Linked DNA regions of Mus musculus: all the other regions are linked to region 3. Evidence: chromatin contacts called from ENCODE Hi-C data. All regions are on one chromosome and are shown on one strand. The core of a region is the stretch at or near the end of the contact, and the rest is flanking DNA. Distances in the headings are between cores, read along the strand shown. Region 1 holds the start of Sec23ip (Sec23 interacting protein). Region 2 holds the start of Hmx3 (H6 homeobox 3). Region 3 holds the start of Ate1 (arginyltransferase 1).

Region 1 (3,320 bases), core at 686-3,185, 1.8 Mb before region 3:
TCTATCTATCTATCTATCTATCTATCTATCTATCTATCTATCATCTATGCATTTAGCCTTAGTTTCCTTGGAACTCACTATGTAGCCCAGGCTGAGCTACATCTCCAGTGCCTATCGATGGATCCTTAATTGGGAAGAGTGCAGTCAAGAAGGGACCTGATTAGAAGAAGTTCACTCAGCCAGGGCAGTGGTGGCACACGCCTTTAATCTCAGCACTTGGGAGGCAGAGGCAGGCAGATTTCTGAGTTTCAGGACAGCCAGGGCTACACAGAGAAACCTTGTCTTGAAAAAACAGACAAAAAACAAGAAGAAGAAGAAGAAGGAGGAGGAGGAGGAGGAGGAGGAGGAGGAGGAGGAGGAGGAGGAGGAGGAGGAGGAGGAGGAGGAGGTGGTGGTCACTCAGTCACTCAGGGCATGCCCTTAAAAGGTATATCTCATTCTGGGCCCTCTTCTGTCCCTTTTCTCATCTTAATTGTTATTTTAGTTTTTTTTCCCCTTCCTGTTATGGTTTAAAATAAAAAAAAATCATATGTTGAAGTTAATTATGCAAAGTGATGGTTTTGGAATTTAGGCCTTTCTCTCTCTCTCTCTCTCTTCTCTCTCTCTCTCTCTTTTTATTCGAGACAGGGTTTCTCTGAATAACCCTGGCTGTCCTGGAACTCACTTTGTAGACCATGCTGGCCTTGATCTCAGAAATCCGCCTGCCTCTGCCTTCCAAGTGCTGGAATTAAAGGTGTGCAACACCACAGCAGGGCTGGTCCTCTGGGATCCCTGCACTCATAAAGAGGTTTGAAGCCCTAGTTCTCAAGTTTCAACTTTAGTTTTTCTTCCTCAGGGAAGCTTTTTCTTCCTTAAGTTTTTCGCTAATGATCTGATGGAGAGAGATACATGCTCGCTCTTCCTAGAATGTTTAGATCTCTGTCCCCAGATGATGTCAGTGTTCCAGGAAACACACTTAAGGAAAGCCTGCCATTTATATTATTTTGTGTTTAGTTGATTGTTTTGCCAGATTGTAAACCCAAAAAGGAAGGATTTCAGGTCTGTTTCATATATCACTCTCTGGTATATGGTTCTCAGCCTTGCTTCTTTATGATAAAGAGAATTTTCTTGACCAACTTCTAGTCTAGCATGGCTTTTAGCAGTTTGAGGCCATGTTATCTATGACTCACCAGAAGTTTCCCCATTACTAAGCTCTGTACTTCTTGGCCCCGTTGAAATGCTTGTCGAGGTAAACTCAACACTGCCAGAATTTAATGTTTTTATTCCAGCCAAAACCTGGTAGTAGGCAGATAGGTCCCCAAACCCTAAATTACAGCAGTAACTCTAGAATGTTGCAATTATACATCTTTTCTCTGCCCCTTTGAAACATAAATCGTCTACCACTTGGAACTGCCTTACCAAAGGCACTTTTTGTTGATGCACACATTCAAGGAGATAGTAGCCTGGAGTGGTGGCACACTCCTTTTAAGCTCTTGGGAAGAAGAGGCAGACAGACCTCTTGAGAATTCCAGGCAACATCATGAAAACGTAACTGAAAAAAAAAAAGGAACCCAGCCGATAATAATTCTTACTTCCAATTCTTATGACCGCCTGTCATAAAGATATAAGAATTGCAGTGTGTGGTGGTATTAATCTCAGAAATGGAAGAGCTGAGGCAGGAGGATAAAAAGTCAGTCTGGGCAGCATAGAGAGATCCTGCCTCGCAAGCAAGCAAATAAACCAACCAACCAAAAACAGATACTCCATGAGAAACTCAGGGCGTCCAGGACATCTCAGAATCTGCGACTTCGAGCGTCAATTAACGCTAGGATTCATCGGCCACACCTCTCTATTCTATGCTGTGATTCCAGAGGCTGACCCAGTCTCGCGAGACCGAGGCTGTCACGTGATAGGCTTGGGTCTGAAGCCGATTCCACCTTATTGATTTTGGGCGGCGTCAAATTCCGGAAGAAAACCGATCCCGGAGTCGCTGGCCTGTGGCACCTGTGCGCAAGTGCGGAAGTGCGGTGGCATCCTCGCTAACCGGTTTCCGGTCTGTGTGCAGCACCGGGCTCGCAGAGCCACGTAACGGCCGGGGGTCTGCAGCCATGGCGGATAGGAAGGCTAACGGCGGCGGAGCGTCCGCCTCCTCGTCAGGCACTAACTTACTCTTCTCCTCCTCGGCCACGGAGTTCAGCTTCAACGTGCCCTTCATCCCCGTCACGCAGGCCGCCGCCTCCCCGGCTTCCCTGCTCTTACCCGGAGGTAGTGAGCCGAGGGCGCTTGGGGGCCAGTGTCTGTCCCGGGAGGCGGGTGGGACAGGAGTGTCGCCTGCTCTGAGTCGCTTGCCAGGGTCAGCAGTGACCAGCTTTCAGAGGGCCAGGGACTGGAGGATCCTGGAGGAGGGGCTCCGGTGATGAGGCTTGGAACTCCTGTCATTGCGCAACTGTTTGTTGAACACCCACTGGTGTGCTGGTGCTGGCAGAAAACGCAGCTAAATTAGACAGTTACCCTTTGCTAGAATCCGAAAGCTGCTCTCTTACTGGGAAACACCGGTGATAGGGTAGGACATCACCTAGGAGACAGTAAGTTTCTCCAGAGGAGACAATGCCTCTCTTGTAGAGGACTATACACTCTCTCCTAGTAAAAGCCCCCCCGTTACACTTTTGATTAAGCTCTGTGTATATCTGGGAAGGCTGATTTCTCTCTCTCTCTCTCTCTCTCTCTCTCTCTCTCTCTCTCTCTCTCTCTCTCGTTTGTCTCTGTCTCTCTTTCTCGTCTGTCTCTCTCTGGTGGTTTGGAGCACAGACTGTGTTCAGACCCGGCACTGCCATTAACTTGCTGTGTGGCCTCAGTCATGACATTTTACCTGTCTGCTTAGATTTCATGTTTTCAGCTCCTATCCCTGGGTTTGAGAGCAAGGTCTCTCTGTGTAGTACTGACTGTCCTAGAACTCACTGTGTAGATCAGGCTGGCCTCAAACTTAAAGGATCCACCTGCCTCTGCCTCTCTGCCTCTGAGTGCTGGGATTAAAGGCATTCGTCACTATACCCTGTCTCATTTTTGTAGAGTTCTATATCTAGTGTCCCACACGTATTGTTGTGTAAATACTTGTGAGCTAAGTACTCTGCCCCTCCATGTGGACTGTGAACTTCTTACCTCTTTTCATTTTCAGGGTCCTGTTTTTTAGTGCCTAGCACACAGGTGCTTGTTAGGTGCTGAGCTTTCCCCACCAAATAATTCCTCCTTGGAGGACTAAGGGGAGTTTCCCGCAGAAGGGAAGAAAGACAACTGAAAGCATGTGTATCTGCAGTGTCTCCTTTCTGTCATGTTTCTTCTCG
Region 2 (3,417 bases), core at 532-3,031, 1.0 Mb after region 3:
TCAAAACTTTAAATACGACCTTCAAGACTTGGTAGAGGCGGTTCTGGTGCCTTAGGTCTGAAAAATAAAATAAACCTACTTCTCATTTGGGGACCCAAAACTGTCCAGGCTGCGCTAGGTAAGCAAGAGGAGCTTGAATTAGGCAAGACTCAACCGAAAGATAAAGAACGGGCTGAGGCGGAGGAAGTTCAGGTGTGAAGGGATTTTCATCCAGGCTGAGAACAAATTGTCATCTTTCTCGGGCCAAGGAACTATCACCAGGGGAAAGGACCCCATGGAAATCTAGAATTGAACTGATTGTCTCTCCGGCTTCCTGCTTGACCCAGGGAGCTGTTAAGGTCGAATGAGTCCAGCTATTCCTCAGAGGCCCGCCGAGATTCTCCAGGGACTTGGAGGCCCTTGGGACATGCTGCAGGTGTCGTTGCCAGGGTCACAAACGAGAAAGGTACTCTTCTGCGCCTTCGGTTCTTGGCGCCTATATTAAAGCATTAGGCAGTTCCAAATGCCACCCTTTGGGGGGAAAGTGCTGTGTTCAGATCGCAGGCTTAAAGTTGATCTTTGAGCCGCGGACACAGTCACCAAGAAAAGAGCGGTGTCCTTCGGAGTACAGTTGTCAGTGAGGAAACACCGCTACCCCGACAGTTGCACAGGGGAAGCGCGTGCACAGAGTCGCATACCCAACTCCTACTCCTGAAAGATTCAGAATCACTCATCCATTTTCAGGACCAAAGGCCAAGGCTACGCGGATTCCTAAGTCGGCAGACTCTCGACTAGACGAAGAGCGGGGAAGCTCTTTTTGGCCGCACCCTGATTAGCAGGTTTGGGGAAAGAAAGTACTGAGTTCTTTCGGGGCCGGGGAGGCGCCCTACTTCCTGGACCCGCACGGCCAAGGCTTTCCAGCCGCGTGGGGCAGCTGGCCTCTGCCAGGCCGGGAGGGGTGGGAGAGCGGCCGCTGCTAGCGCGGATAACCCGGAGGTGACCCAGGCCAGCCTGCTCTGCCCCTCCCCCTCAGGCAGACCGGACAGCAGCCAGCCCGCAGCCGAGCTGCAGGGGGTAGAGGGAGGTGCTTGCTCCAGACTGGAGCAGGTCCGTGCGCTCCGGCCCGCCGGGGGCGTCTCCTTCTTGAGGTCCCTCGCGCGCCTCCCGCTTGGTGGGAGCTCTCAGAGTGCCTCTTTAGCGAGAGCCAATATCCTTTTGTGCTAATAGGTTTGTCCTCATTTGCTGCCTAATTGGACTATATAAAGCCAATAACAGGCGGGCTCTCATAGCCCGAAGCCAAAGCGCCAAAATCCGAGGGAAGGCGAGGAGGGGGCGGTAGAGGAGGCGGCTGCGGGGCCTGGGCTCGGCTGCGCCTTGGCCGGCCTAATCCCATTTGCCATTGTACGCGCCCAATCGCCGTATACTCCCCGCATTTAACTTGGATGACATTTTGATTTCATCATTAGCATCCGGCGCCGGATTGACGCATCCCCAAGCCGGGGACCGCTCTCGCAGCCTCCTCCCGGGGAGCCGCAGCTCCTACCGGCCCCCTCGCTCCCTCGGCGCAGAGGCAGGTCCGCTCCCCGCCCCTCTGGACCCCTCCCCCCATGCGAGCCCGCCCCGGCCCGGTCCCCACCCCGCCCTCCCGCGGCTCGATTCGCGCCCGGGGCGGCCCCCGACTTTGAGCCCCGTAGTTGAGTTCCGTTTATGGTCTGATTTCCGGCCCCTAGCCTGCTCGCCCCGCCGCCCGCCGCCCGCCTGTCCCGCTCCCGCCCTCCGTGGGACCCGGAGGACTGGGGACCATGCCGGAGCCCGGGCCGGACGCCTCGGGCACTGCCAGCGCGCCGCCCCCGCAGCCACCGCCCCAACCTCCCGCGCCCAAGGAATCCCCGTTCTCCATCAGGAACCTGCTCAACGGAGACCATCACCGGCCGCCCCCGAAGCCTCAGCCGCCCCCACGAACGCTCTTTGCTCCGGCCTCGGCTGCTGCCGCCGCCGCCGCCGCTGCGGCCGCCGCAGCCAAAGGTGCCCTGGAGGGCGCCGCGGGCTTCGCGCTCTCGCAGGTGGGCGACCTGGCTTTCCCCCGCTTTGAGATCCCAGCGCAGAGGTTTGCCCTGCCCGCGCACTACCTGGAGCGCTCCCCGGCCTGGTGGTACCCCTACACCCTGACCCCCGCCGGCGGTCACCTCCCGCGACCAGAAGGTACCGACCTCTCTTTGAACTTTCGTTCTCCCCTCTTTCCCTGTGGGCCGGTCACATTCCCTCTCAGAGATGGTGTCACTGCAGTTAGGGATGCCCCGACACCTGCCAACCAGAGTTTTGGTTAACTTCCTTCGGCCTCTAGCCAGCATCTTTCCTGCGCCGCTCGGCTACGAGGCCAAGGAAACCAATCCCACTTGCTGAGAAAAGAAGTGCAGTTGGAGGCCCGGGCTCTGCGATTCCCGGAAAAAAATTGTCCTCCAGCAGGAATGGGTGGCTTGGGATGGCCTTGGGGGGTGGGGGGGAGGCCTGGAAGGCAGGGTTGAACCTTAGCAGTGGAGAATTTTCCCGCTGGCCCCTGGCGTGGGAAACGCGAGATAAAAGGAGCGGCCCTGATCCCACCATTGCCTGGCCAGTCCTAGAAAGGCGAAGAGATCTTAGATCTTTCTGCCCCACTGCAGCCCAGCGGGGACACGGGAGAACCGAGGCCCAGGGCCAGTAGCCCGAGGCCAACGTGTGGGTTGCGCTTGGTGCTCCCAGATCCCTGCCTCGCTCAAGGCTGTGTCGCTGTGCTTGTGTGTGCGTCCGTTTGTCTGTCTCCCCAGCCTCGGAAAAGGCCCTCCTGCGAGACTCCTCCCCTGCGTCCGGCACCGATCGAGACTCCCCGGAGCCTCTGCTCAAGGCTGACCCCGACCACAAGGAGCTGGACTCCAAGAGCCCGGACGAGATCATTCTGGAAGAGAGCGACTCGGAGGAAGGCAAAAAAGAAGGCGAGGCGGTGCCTGGCGCGGCCGGGACGACCGTAGGGGCGACTACGGCGACACCGGGCTCAGAGGACTGGAAGGCGGGCGCCGAGAGTCCCGAGAAGAAGCCGGCGTGCCGCAAAAAGAAGACGCGCACCGTCTTCTCGCGCAGCCAGGTCTTCCAGCTCGAGTCCACATTCGACATGAAACGCTACCTGAGCAGCTCGGAGCGCGCTGGCCTGGCCGCGTCGCTTCACCTCACCGAGACGCAGGTCAAGATCTGGTTCCAGAATCGCCGCAACAAGTGGAAGCGACAGCTGGCGGCCGAGCTGGAGGCGGCCAACCTGAGCCACGCCGCTGCGCAGCGCATCGTACGCGTGCCCATCCTCTACCACGAGAACTCTGCGGCCGAGGGGGCGGCAGCGGCTGCGGGGGCACCGGTGCCAGTCAGCCAGCCGCTGCTCACCTTCCCGCACCCAGTCTACTACTCGCACCC
Region 3 (3,292 bases), core at 167-2,666:
TATTGTCCAATTTTCTCTAATACGAAATTACTAGGGGTAGGGGTAGTAAGGTCCTCCCTATTAAAATATGTTTCAGTCACATAATACTGGCAAATATTATAGTCAGAATATAAAAATTCTGAAAAAGAATAGTATCTCTATCACTCAAAGTGAGCCACTGTCATTTGATGTGCTTTCTTGGCCTTATTTGGGCTTTATTGGACCGTATTCCTCTCAGCTGTCACGTGTACTCGGCTGTCATCTGCATCCTGTTTATTTAACCCTATGCTCCAAGCGTTTTTTTCACTTAACTGGTCTTCGTAATCCGTGCATCTAACGATTGTATAACTGTCTACCCAAGGCCGCGGTTCACCTAATAATACACTTTCTCCTAATAAACACTTTTAATGCATCCATAAACCAAAATCCCGTGCACAGCCAAACCACTAAACTGTCTTTCAAAACGGGTAAATCTCTAACCTAAATTTATAGTCAAGTTACCTTGCTTCCACCTGCAGGATTATTCTAAACCATCCATCCTAGATTCTGTATTTGCCGATCATGACACGGCAGACAATAAGTACATATTCGGCTTACAAACAAATCTTCCGTAAGAAACCTGAATCCTAGCCCGGTGGTGATGCACACCTTTGATCCCAGACCCTCGGGAGGCAGGGGCAGGCGGATCTCTGAATTCCAGGCCAGCCTGGTCTACAGAGTGGATTCCAGGACAGCCAGAGCTACACAGAAAACGTTTGTCTCGAAAAGCCAGAAAAATAAAATAAAATAAAAAGAAAAGAAACCTAAAGCCTGAAGGAACACCGTTATTACGGTCTTCAAGATGGATTGGCACAATGACATGGTATAAATCCCTGATTTAAAAAAAAAGTCGAGCAGGTATTTTATCAAAATATCAAGCCGATCTCGGTTTCCAGTACGTTCTCCCAGACACTTTCTCCAAAATGACAGCGAACAGGTGTGCACGCACACGCCCCTCTACACATGCAGCAGGGGGCCTCGGCTGCCGCGGGGATGGATGCAGGGCGGCCGTCAGCTCCCAGGAGCCTCCCCATCTCCCTTCCCGTCTCCCAGAGCAGCCGCTGAGGGAGCAAGGGTGGAGGACACCCGGCTCTTCACGACGCTCCCCCAGGCTGCGGCCACCCAAGACCCTCACAGAGCCCGAAGCACACGCCCGCCGGCCGAGCTCGCTCACCATAGGAGCGACTGCCCAACTTGTTCTTGCAGTAGCCACACTGGAAGGAGGTCTGGCCCTCAAAATACTCTACAAGGCTAGGTGAAGGCGCGCTCCAAGAAGCCATGTCCGCGACCCCGCCGCCGCTGCGCCACCCAGTCCTACGCAGCCGCCGCTACCGCCGCCTTCGCCTCCACCACCCCACAATGCAACGCGCGCGCCTCCGAAGATCGCGCGAAGCCACTCGAGTGCTCCCGGGCTGGAAGGACCGGACGCCCTACGTCACTGACGCCGCCCGCGCCATGTTGACTGCGGGCAGCCGTCCGCTAGTTCCGTTCCTCCTCTGTGAGGGGCGGCTACCCCCTAGGGAGGGCGAGGGCGGGAAGACCGGGATGGAAAGGAAGCCGGCTGAGGAGAGACCAATGGGACCGGGAAGCTGGAGTCGGGTGACCAACGGCCTCAACCCGCGCGGCAGGCCTGCCAGGACGTAGCGAGAGCCTGGCTGAAGCCGGTAAAGGCGACCTGGACGGCGGGACACTCACCACACGACGTCTTGCCCTCCCTGGACTCGCAGTAGCCGCAGTAGTAGCCGGCCTTCAGGCCCTTGTATTCCACCACCGAGGCCATGGCCGCCGCTGTGGGCTTGAGGAGCGGCCACGCCTCTCAGCGCGGGGAACCTCGGGGAAGGGCCGAGAGCGCGGGGGTTGCCGGGTTCGCGGCTCTCCGCCGATCCCCGGTCAGGCCACTGGCCGCCAGCCTGGGTTGCAGGGGTGCGTCTCGGAACCCAGTGTTTAGTGGCCAGCAGGTTACTTGTCCAGTCAACAGCAGTCCTTGTCACTGACGCGATCTCTCAGCCCGCTTTACAGATAGGGAAACTGAGGCTCCAGGTTGGGATTCACCCGGTCATTTGCGCTCTGTAGTTGAAGGTTAACCTCGAGTTCTGCGCCTGACCACCTGTGAGGAACGAGGAGCCGGAGCTGGCTTGATAGAGAGGGATCTAGAATCCAAACAACTCTGCTAGAGCGGAATGTCCAATGACGAAGCGACACTTTCCTCTTTTAAAGGGAGTTTTAAATATCACTCAAAAAGAATTTTTAACTCTTCAGGCTGAACATTTACATAATCTGAATTCACTCCATGGGTCTCCAATTTGCAAAGAACGTGTTTTAGGGAATGAGGTTGTGAGGCAAAGTGTAAAAATAAAGGCATGCTCCTACCAAGATAATATTCCTTAGCTTTCTCCTCTGCGTACACAGATGTTTAAGTCTGTCTGGCATAATTTCCATAGTCGACAATATGGTGAATTCCTTTTTGCAGTGTCTAGAAAGTGCAATCAGGAAACTTTTTTTTTTAATTATGTTTGTGGGTGTTTAGCCTGCAAGTAGATATGTGTACAACCTTCATCCAATGCTGGAGGCATCCAGAAGGCATTGTAGACCCTGAAACCTTGACGGGCAGACAATTCTGAGCCACTCATGTAAGATTGAAAGGATGGAAAAATACAGCCTCAACTCCAGCCTCCTAAGAAGCCCTAAATACCACAAATTCCAGACCCTGCTCCCTGCCAGTATACAGGTAAAAGGTCACACTTCCGTGCTGTTCCAGGGCCCGCTTCCTGTATGGAACTAGGTGAAAGAGCATTAAGACAGACCCTTGAATACGTGATCCTGGCCTAGTAAGATAACAGGAGGAGAGGAGCTGACTAACTGCTTATCTAGCAACTGTAAAGTGCTTGCACAATGGAAGGAAAGATTACACACTGAAAGAACTGCGTGGGGTCTTGATGCTATGAAATGATTGGTTTGCGAAACGCAGGCTTTGTTGTAACCCCATAAAAGCTGTCCCAATTCTGCACTCGTGGTCCGTGGTCCTCTACCCCTGCGTGGTGTACTGGGCCCCAGAGCACGCCTGGAATAAAAAGTCCTCTTGCGGTTTGCATCAAGGCCGTTTCTTGTGAGTGATTTGGGGTGTCGCCTCTCCTGAGTCAGAACGTGGGGGAGTCCTCACTTTGTGGGTCTTTCAACATCAAATATGATGCTGGGAACCAAACTCTGTGTCTTCTGCAAGATCATCAAGTGCTCTTAACCACTGAGCCACCACCTCTCCTGCCGGTGAACAAAC

What was found. A loop is a pair of places that touch in the nucleus more often than their neighbours do.
Region 1: a map of T-helper 17 cell shows a loop between it and region 3 (4-fold over the local background). The contact joins the promoter of Sec23ip here to the promoter of Ate1 in region 3. A Hi-C loop is called at or near these places in 2 of 37 maps with a recorded cell type or tissue (T-helper 17 cell and regulatory T cell).
Region 2: a map of regulatory T cell shows a loop between it and region 3 (4-fold over the local background). The contact joins the promoter of Hmx3 here to the promoter of Ate1 in region 3. A Hi-C loop is called at or near these places in 2 of 37 maps with a recorded cell type or tissue (regulatory T cell and v-Abl transformed pro-B cells).

What each region holds. Positions count from the first base shown.
Region 1 is chr7:128,742,935-128,746,254 of GRCm38, forward strand. It overlaps Sec23ip (Sec23 interacting protein), which reads left to right and starts at 1,936. Exons shown (of 19, transcript NM_001029982.2): 1 at 1,936-2,244. The coding sequence starts at 2,088.
Region 2 is chr7:131,541,182-131,544,598 of GRCm38, forward strand. It overlaps Hmx3 (H6 homeobox 3), which reads left to right and starts at 1,782. Exons shown (of 2, transcript NM_008257.3): 1 at 1,782-2,181; 2 at 2,784-3,417. The coding sequence starts at 1,782.
Region 3 is chr7:130,518,164-130,521,455 of GRCm38, forward strand. Ate1 (arginyltransferase 1) reads right to left here and starts at 1,417. Exons shown (of 12, transcript NM_013799.3): 1 at 1,193-1,417. The coding sequence starts at 1,298. Gm4275 reads left to right here and starts at 1,428. Exons shown (of 4, transcript XR_869987.2): 1 at 1,428-1,682.